Regions from separate parts of the Homo sapiens genome. Here region 2 is linked to region 1. Evidence: chromatin contacts called from ENCODE Hi-C data. All regions are on one chromosome and are shown on one strand. Each heading gives the region's core, a stretch centred on a gene start or an enhancer-like site at or near the end of the contact. The rest is flanking DNA. Distances are from core to core; before and after follow the strand shown.

The links. Hi-C counts contacts between places; a loop is a spot of excess contacts on that map. Pooled maps may share reads with other maps.
Region 2: a loop to region 1 is called in a map of naive thymus-derived CD4-positive, alpha-beta T cell, with 15 times the contacts of the local background. The contact joins the promoter of KRTAP4-16 here to the enhancer-like site in region 1. A Hi-C loop is called at or near these places in 1 of 168 maps with a recorded cell type or tissue (naive thymus-derived CD4-positive, alpha-beta T cell) and 5 of 50 pooled maps.

The regions. Positions count from the first base shown.
Region 1 is chr17:41,547,312-41,551,836 of GRCh38, reverse strand. LINC00974 (long intergenic non-protein coding RNA 974) reads left to right here. Exons shown (of 3, transcript NR_038442.1): 3 at 972-2,231. Among named protein-coding and RNA genes, the nearest start is that of LINC00974, 4.9 kb to the left of the region's middle. RefSeq lists enhancers at 2,475-2,524, 2,064-2,677 and a cis regulatory region at 3,555-3,915. Within about 2 kb of position 2,861, at least 29 of the 41 ENCODE cell types and tissues checked have a DNase peak (open chromatin) inside an H3K27ac peak, as active enhancers do.
Region 2 is chr17:41,100,808-41,105,828 of GRCh38, reverse strand. It overlaps KRTAP4-16 (keratin associated protein 4-16), which reads left to right and starts at 3,620. Exons shown (of 1, transcript NM_001396067.1): 1 at 3,620-4,327. The coding sequence starts at 3,620. The coding sequence ends at 4,327. It overlaps KRTAP4-9 (keratin associated protein 4-9), which reads right to left and starts at 440. Exons shown (of 1, transcript NM_001146041.1): 1 at 1-440. The coding sequence starts at 440.

The DNA of each region.
Region 1 (4,525 bases), core at 1,612-4,111:
CTCAGTTTCCTCACCAGACTCCTCAGTGTGTGGAACAAATGCAGTGGCAATGAAGGAACGAGGGCACCAGGGAGGGCGGGCTCCACTGACTTTCTGAGTCATGGAAAATCCATGGTCCAAAAAGCTCTTAGCATTTTCTCTGCCCCTGGGTCTCACATCCATCTCAGGCCATGCCAGCCCCCAAGCCCCAGGGGTCCTACTGTTCTCCCTCCTCTCAGGCCAAAATGAGAACAAAGCGAGTTCCTTCCCTCCATTCCCCTCGGCATGACTAACACATGCTGGGGTTTTCCCAAAGGAACTTCTGTCAGCCCTAATGGAAAACTGCAAAATACAAAGGAAACAAAGCAAATTCAGAATCCACAGCAAATAGTCATGTTTGAGGTACAAAAAGTTGGGGCAGGGGATGCTCGTTGAGAGCATTCCCTTCATACTAGTTTTTTTTTTTTTTTTTAAATTTTAGGTGGAGTCTCGCTTTGTCACCCAGGCTAGAGTGCAGTGGTGCGATCTCAGCTCACTGCAGCCTTGACCTCCTGGTTCAAGTGATCCTCCCGTCTCAGCCTCCTGAGTAGCTGGGATTATAGGCACCCGCCACCACACCTGGCTAATTTTTTGTATTTTTAGTAGAGACGAGGTTTCACTATGTTGGCCAGGCTGATCTCGAACTCCTGACCTCAGGTGATCCACCCACCTCAGTCTCCTAAGTAGCTGGGATTACAGGCACATGCCACCACACACGGCTAATTTTTTGTATTTTTAGTAGATATGGGGTTTCACCATGTTGGCCAGGCTGGTCTGGAACATAATAGTTCTTAACTGGAACCCTATCTTGAGTTCTTTGGGCCCCTGGATTTTCCAGTGTATGTTCCCAGGGGTGTTAATTAATATAAAATAACCCCAAACAAAACTCTTGTGATCAAATCCAGTGGAAAACATGGAGATAAACAAACCAAACCTTTTTTTTTTTTTTGCAGGACTTCTCAAAGCTTTTGGCCTTGGCCTCCCAAGGTGCTGGGACTACAGGCGTGGGTCACTGCACCTGGCCAAAGCTTTTGTTTGCTTAAAGTGCTTTGTAAGTTTATAAGAGGAGGCTACAGAACCCAGAAATCACCTATGGATTTGACCACGAGATGCGCTGCTGAATTCATGGTGGGAAATGCTGATGATCTCTGATGGAGGCTGCTGGGTGGCTGCTGCCCTCACCCTGACCTGTCCTCCCCAGCTGGACGGGGGACTTCTAGGAGGGGGAGGGTCCCCACTGAAGATGGACACATGTCCTGTCAGAGTTTCTGAGAAGCTCCAGCCCTTAGGCAGAATGGGACAAGGAGAAACAGACTTGGGTCTGTACTCGGGACTGCAGAAGCCGAGCATGAGGAGTTGTGGGGACAGTGCCCCTCCTTCATCCCCACCTCCCAGCCCCCCAGTATCTCCTTCTCCCCCTGATCCTTCCCTTGATCAGGCCAGGGCCCTGTCATTGTCCCAACAAATGCCTACCGCCAGTTCATCGCACCTTGTTTTCTCTGATGTCCTCGCAATCACACACCTTGTGCCCCTGAGCTGGGTACACGATCCTTTGCAATGTGTGCTACGAGAACTGTATTGCTAATAATAAAGACAAAATTTAATGACTCCACTGGCTGAGCTTCTGGTAGGTCCCAGGCACGTTAGACAGACTATTTCATTAATTCTCACCTCGGCAATTTGAGGAAGGTCTTGCTGTCTCAGTATCCTGAGTCTTAGACAGGTTCAATGACTTGCACAAGGTCACATAGCTTTTAAGTGACAGGGCCTGGCTGCCTTGGCTCTGAAGTGAGTTCTCTTTGCAACAACCTACCCAGCTGAGCCCCTCCTTTGTTTAGAGAAGGCTTCTCCTCTGAGCTGGGAAGATCCAACTTTGACCCTCAATTCTCAGATGACAGTGGTTCAGTCAGGCAGGAACTAGCTGTACTAACATGTAAACAAGTCACTTCTGCAAGGAGAGGCAGAGGCCAGTGCTTGCGCGAGCGTGACTGATAAAGGAATGGGGCGAGGGCTGAGGACTCTCTGGCTCTACCGATTTATGATACTGAAAGTCATCAATCTTAAAGAGAGATCTGCATTCCCCAAGCTTTCTTCTCCCTGAGGGGCCTCTCCTATCTCTCGCCAATATTGTGGCTCCCCTCAGCCGCAGGGGCAATCTTTCTGGTTTTCTCTTAGGTCCAAACACGAACCAAATAAAATCCTCTTTTCCCTTCTCTTGGTTCTCTTCTCTTCCTTTCCCTTCTTGGTTACACTTTGGAATTTTCAGAGGAAAAGTTTGCCAAGTCCAAGGAAGACTTTATGGAAATGAACAAGAGCCTATAAAACCCCATGAACTATCCATGAACGATATAGCACGGTGTGAACTGTTTCCTTCACAGCTGTGGCTGCAGCGGCCCCTTGTGGCCATGTTACACGCCAGGAAATTGAGCGTCAGAGAAACCACAGTTTTAGCGCTGGGCGGGGAGCTCTCTTTCCTTAGAGAGGTGGCCTCCTCCACTCTTTTGTGGCCCAGAGAGGGGAAGACACATGCCCAGGGCCACAAAGGTAGAATGCAGGCATTTGGACTTCCAGCCCTCCTAGGGCTCTTTCTCTTGTATTGCTCTCAGCTCAACGTCCCTTTGTTGCTGTAGGGAGGCCAGGGAGCAGCCTGGAGTGTGGGGCCTGCCTTTGCCCAGACAGGCTCCCTCTGACCGTTCCTCTCACACAGCACTGAGCAGGGTCAGGGGTGCAGAGGGAGGCGGTAGGAGGGAGCCCGCCTGCAGGCAGGTTGGCGAGTCCCCTCGCGGCCCCCAGGAGGCGCTGTGAAGCCGAGTTGGCGAGGTCCTGGGCTCCTCCCGCACCGGTGGCGGAGGGAGATGTTCAGTCTGAGGACAAAGGAAGCTGCACCCCGCCTAGGGACAAAGGAAGCTGCACCCCGCCTGGGGAGCTTGCAAAGACGGGGCCTTGTGGCCGGCAGCCTGCCCTGTCCAGAGCCGAGGTTGGCTCCAAAGCGGACATCACCGCCTCTCTCCGGGCTCCGGTGGCGGGCTGCTGAGGCACCCCACAACCACCTTCCCCAGACTTCACTTTGCAGACGCTGCTTCTTCTCTCTGAGCCTCTGAATGCCCGGTGAGGTGGGCAGGGCAGGATCCCTGTTCCTGTTATGGACTGGAAAACAGTTTCACAGAGGCCGAGGGCTTGCCCGAAGTCAGCCAGCTGATGAAAGGCGGAGCCTGGCCTCAGGGCTTTGGACCGCCAAGTCAGTGCCCAAGCCCTTTCCTACACAACTCATGGCTTCCCGGAGTTTGGCTCAGGGTAGAGGGGGAGATGCTATAGAGGAAGGCAGGAGCCTTTGGAGTCAGCTCCACTACCACCTGCCATGTCATGTAACCTCCCCGAGCCTCAGTTTCCTCATCTGTAAAATGGGCAGTAACCCTTGGAAGGTTGTTGTAAGGAGTGGACATCATGGATGTCAAGAGACAGCAGAGTTGCCTGATCCAGTGTGTCAGTGTGGGGGCCATGGGGCTCTGTCCACGTGTCAGTACAGCCACCTCCTTGGAGATCCAAGCTGGGAATGTCAGAGCCTGGCTCTTCCTCGTTGAGGTGCAGTGAGCTGCCTTAGTCTGCGGTGCAGGGCGTGGGGGTGGACATGCTTTTGCTGCTGTGAGCCAGTGCAGAGATGGAGCCAAGAGAGGCCAAGTTTGGTGGAGTCAGGGACGGGGCACGTAGGAGGATGGTGGGATGAGTCACTCGCCAGCTCAGATTGTGGTGTGAAGGGGAAGGAGTGTGGAGGCCGGGCCAGGCCTGGCAGCACCAGGCACAGACCTACCAGGAAGGGAGGCAGCCCTCTGGGACCAAGGCATGGCACCCTGCCAGTCCCACTTGCCCAGCCTCTGCGCTGCCCGGAGCTCCCTAGGGGTGAGGGTGGGCAGGAGAAATGTGTCCTGGGACCTGTCAGCATGTGGGTCTGTGTGGGGAGAGACGGGGTGAGGGTCTGGCTGCTTTTTTGTCCTGCTCACAGCCTCTCCTGGTCAGTGCCAACGCCCTTCTTCCTGCCTGTGTGCTGGGGATGGGGAGTGCCCCTCCCAGCCAGCCATCATCTAAGACAGACAGACCGAAGCAGTGTTCACACATCTACCAGGCGTGTTGCACCTGGCTGTCCACGTAGATGATCAGCCACATCTGCATCCACCAGGGGCCCCACAGAATATGACGGACTCTCAGGGTTGACCGAGTGTAGAAAGGGAACTATTTCTGGAGGTGTGGACAGGAGCAGCAGGGATCAGACAGCCCAGAGCAGAGCAGTGGGAAGCGGAGGGATGGGAAAAGGGAGTTTGAGGGGGTGTGGCCAGGGGAGGGCTGCCCTGCAGGAGCCTTAGAGCGAGCAGCTGCAGCCAGAACCGTGGCTGGGCAAGGAGAGGTGGGGGGATAGATACACAGGCCCCTTTCTTCCTGTTCTCCATCTTCCGCTGCTGCCTACTGATGGATGGCTGATTCCAATGGGGCAGTTGGAGGGAAGGGAGCCAGT
Region 2 (5,021 bases), core at 2,371-4,870, 450 kb after region 1:
GGCTGGCAGCACACAGACTGGCAGCACTGGGGCTTGCAGCAGCTGGACACACAGCAGCTGGGGCGACAGCAGCTGGAGATGCAGCACCTAGGGTGGCAGCAGGTCGTCTCACAGCAGCTGGGGCGACAGCAAGTGGGTTGGCAGCACGCAGGCTGGCAGCACTGGGGCCTGCAGCAGCTGGACACACAACAGCTGGGGCGGTAGCAGGTGGTCCTGCAACAGGTGGTCTGACAGCAGCTGGGGCGGGAACAAGTGGGTTGGCAGCACACAGACTGGCAGCACTGGGGCCTGCAGCAGCTGGATACACAACAGCTGGGGCGGCAGCAGGTGGTCCTGCAGCAGGTGGTCTCACAGCAGCTGGGGCGGCAGCAGGTCTCCTGACAGAGGTCTTGGCCGCAGCCCTGGTCAGAGCACACGGAGCCACAACAGGAGCTGACCATGGTGTCAGAACGGGGAGGATCTGGGTGGGCTTCCAAGAGAGTGAAGTTCTTGGGTTTGGAAGTCTTCTGGGTCCATAGCCACCTTTATACCCTGCTGAAGGCCCATTGCCACCACGTCATTATTTCCTTATTATTTACCTCGTGGAAAACTTAATCATGTAATTACATAATTGTGTGCTTCTACTTAAATACTCCAAAAGAGAGAAAATAACCCATTTCCTTTTCCTGCTGTGCTCCTGTGTTTCTATTGGAAACACTTGTCATATTTCTTCCTTAGTGGGGGTCACCTTTGTCCCTGGTCTCTGCAGTGTCTTTTACAAAGCACTGGTCACATGACTCTGACACTTTATTTCTAAATGTGATTCTCCCCCCTACCTGTAGATTGCTCTCTGCAAATCATGGGGGACAATTTTTATAATGTGAATGTGTCTTTTGTTGTCAAATAATGTCCTGGTCAGATGAAATGTTGGAAAGGAATTAGAAGGAAGGACTCATTCGGGAGAAGGATGTCCCATCTATAATGAAGATGACTCTGATTCCGTGTATGCTTCTTGAATAGTTGGGGAGATGGTCAGATCTCAAGGAAGTTATAAACTCTGTGTCAGATCTCATTCCACCACTCCAAGTGAAAGTACTTAGCCATGACTCATTGCCTTTAATGAGTAAAAACACATTTTTCTGTATGTCTTACAGTATAGGCATTTGGAGTAGGAAGTTTTGATTTACCTTTGATCATCAAAACTGCATGATGGATTTTCATTGACAAAAGCATTTGTTATATGTAAACAATATTTAGAATTATTAAGCCTTCAATAATATGCATCCAAGACATTCTATTGGGTACTCTGGGTATAGAACAGATAAACCCTCCTCATTTTCCTGCAGGTACTTGTATAAGACACATGCATAAGAAACAGAATTTGGCAAAAATGAAAAGAATTACAATTATGTTCATTAAACAACTAAAATAAAAATGTATAGTATGTGGATAATTTCCACACACCCTCAGTGTATATATATATTACTTGTGAAGTATTGACTATGTACCAGACATTGTGCTAAATATCTTTTTCATTTTCACTCTTTAATACAACCTTAAAAAGTAGGTACATTCTTATTACTCTTTTAGCAGAATACTCAAAAGAAGCATTAAAAAGCTAAAACAAACAAACAAAATACTTGTCCAAGATTAAAGAGAAAGTAAGCCTAATATGTCTTAGTGTAGCCAAGAAAGCGATAAAGAATACAATTTGCTAAGCTTGCTGAGACTGCTTCATCTTCTTGGAATGTTTCATCTTTTTTTGTCCACTCTGCAAACTCCTACTCATGTGTCAAAACCCAGTTAAAATATTTCCTTCTCAATAATATATTTCCTAATAAGCTACCCCATTCATCTATTATTATTTCCTGTCTTGTGCTCATAATTTGATACATTCTACTGTATCATAGACATTTACTTCTTTCATTCCCCCATATACAGTGCAAATACCCTGAATGCATGGGCTATGATGTTTCTTTTTGTTACCATGATACTCAGGACAGAGAACACTGGTGATAAATGTTTCTTGAGTGAATGAAGGCTTTTTGATGACATAGAAGCATGTAAGGTCCTTTAAAAGTGTATATATCTTTTGACTTCTGGATAAAAGAGAGGAAAACATTCCAAACAAGGGGATCAGAGTTTCATTTCAGGAAAACTACACTTATTTCTATGGTAAGTAACATGTCCCCTGATAAATAACATATGTGGAAAGTTGTGGAAGTTAGGATTCTGTTTATAGAATGAGACTTGGTTATAGATAACCAGGAATACCGTGTCTTCCCACTGTGGAAGGAAAAAGAGAGGGTGAGACAGAGAAAGAGGGAGTCAAACTCATCCTTTTATAAGGAACCCTCTTTTGTGATAACAGCATTAATCCACTCATGAGGGTGGTGTCACCATGACCCAAACATCTCCTGTTAGGCCCAACCTCCCAACACTGCGGCATTGAGGATCAAGTTTCCAACACATGAACTTTGAGGGACACATTCAAACCATTGCATTCCACCCTTGGTCCCCCAAATCCATGTCCTTCTCGTACACAAAATATATTCATTTTATTCCAATAGTCCCAAAGTATTAACTTGTTCCAGCACCAACTTAAAAGTCAAAATGTAAATCTAAGAGTCTCATGTGACTCTGATATGAATAAGACTCAACACAGGACTTATCCTGAGGCAAATTCTCCTCCATATGTGAACCTATTAAAGAAGTTATCTAGTTCCAAAATCCAATGGTGGGAGAGGCATAGGATAGACAGGCCCATTCCAAAAGGCAGCAACAGGAAAGAAAAAAGGGTAACTGGCCCCAGGTGAGTCCAACAGGGAAGACAGCATTAAATCTTAAGACTGGAGAATAAACTTCGACTCCATGTGCTGTCTCCTGGATGTGCCCGACATGGGGAAGGGCTGCCTGGGGCCTTGGTGTTAGGCCCCAAATGCCCTCAGATAGCCCTGCCCCATGGCTTTGCTGGGCTCAGCCCATACAGCAGCTATCTGATTGGAGTCTCTGCTGCAGCTCTCTCAGGCTAGTATTGCAGGCTGATAGTTCTACAGTTCTAGGGTCTCAGTGGCTGCTCTGACCCCCCGTTTTCCTGAGCATGGCCCTAGGAGGACCTCTCTGCTGTGGCTACACCCCTAAGGCAGGCTGTCAGAAACATCCTTTCAAACCTAGGTGGACCACCATTGCCCCACAACTCCTGCAGTCTGTGTATCTACAGTCAGTACTACATGAACACCACCAAGGCTCACAGTTTGTGGCCTCTGCAGCAGCAGCGCAAGTCTCATCTAAACCCACTTGAGCCACAACTGGAGCAGCAAAGGGGCACTGTGCTAGAATGTGGAGAGTACCAAACCCTTTCTGACCTTAAGATTCTCTCATTTGGAGCCTGTGATGGGAGGGACAGCTTCAAAGATCTTTGAAATGCCTTCAGAGCCATTCTCCCACTGATTTGATGAACAGCACCTAGCTTCCTTCTATTCATATCAATCCTTGTAACAAAGCATTACTTGGCCACAATCTTGCATGCTTTTTCATTCTTTATATGGTCAGTCTCCACATTTTCCACATCTTTATGTTCTGTTTCCCTTTTAATTATGAATTCCACCTTTAAATCATTTCTTTCCTCTTGCATTTTACTATGTGCAGTTCAAAGATGCCATGCAGCCCCAGTGCTTCCAGTCTGTGTGCTGCCAGCCCACCCAACTGCTGTCACCCCAGCTGTTGTCAGACCACCTGCTGCAGAACCACCTCCTGCTCCCACAGCTGCTCTGTGTCCAGCTGCTGCAGACCCCAGTGCTGCCATTCCGTGTGCTGCCAGCCCACCTGCTGCCGCCCCAGCTGCTGTCAGACCACCTGCTGCAGGACGACCTGCTGCCACCCCAGCTGCTGTGTGTCCAGCTGCTGCAGACCCCAGTGCTGCCATTCCGTGTGCTTCCAGCCCACCTGCTGCCACCCCAGCTGCTGCATCTCCAGCAGCTGCTGCCCCTCTTGCTGTGAATCGAGCTGCTGCTGCCCCTGCTGCTGCCTGCGTCCAGTCTGTGGTCGAGTCTCCTGCCACGTCACTTGCTATCACCCAACCTGTGTCATCTCCACCTGCCCCCACCCCTTGTGCTGTGCCTCCCCTCCCCTTCCCCTCCCCTTCCCTTCCCCACCCGTTCCCCTCCCTTTCTTCCTTTCCCTTGCCCTCCCCTCCCCTCCCCGCCCTTCCCCTCCCCTCCTCTCCCCAGTGTTAATCCCCTCCCCTTCCCCTTCCCCTTCTCTCCCTTCACTTTCCCCTCCCCTCCCCTCCCCTCCCCTCCCCTCCCCTCATTTCCCCAGTGTTAATCCCAAGAGCATGCTTCAATAAACCTCCTGCATATTGCTCTCCATCTCAGTGTCTGCTTCCTGGGGAACCCAGCCTGTCCCCCAAAACAATTTGAAATTCATGATAGCTAATTTGAGAGCTCAAATGACTGACTGAAATGTACTTTTAATATTTTAGTTCCTGAAAGAAATAAGAATGTAAACATAATAGCAGAAAACATACTTAACAGAATCTGTAGAAAAAATTATGAATTTTATATAAATCAAATTTATTATTTTCTAAGGATTTTTATATCATTTATACACAAATATATGCTCTTTAAACATTTAGACAATACAAAAGAATGCAACCAAAGGTAAGTTTCCCATCACGGTCTTTGCCAATCCCATTCAATACCTAATGTTACAAATTGAGATACATCCTCATTAAATGCATGCATAACACATGTATGTATTTATTTGAAAACTTGGCTTTCGTTGCACATCTCTTGTTCTGACATTTATTCAAACGTTATTTTATGTCCTTCAGGAAATATTAACACTTTCCTTCACATAGGCTTGGCAGATTTATTTACATATTTTTCTATTTACTCTTGAGAATTGTGAGCACATTGTTCTTTTTTAAAATTATTCTTAAAGTCCTAGGGTACATGTGCACAATGTGCAGGTTTGTTACATATGTATACATGTGCCATGTTGGTGTGCTGCACCCATTAACTCGTCATTTACATTAGGTG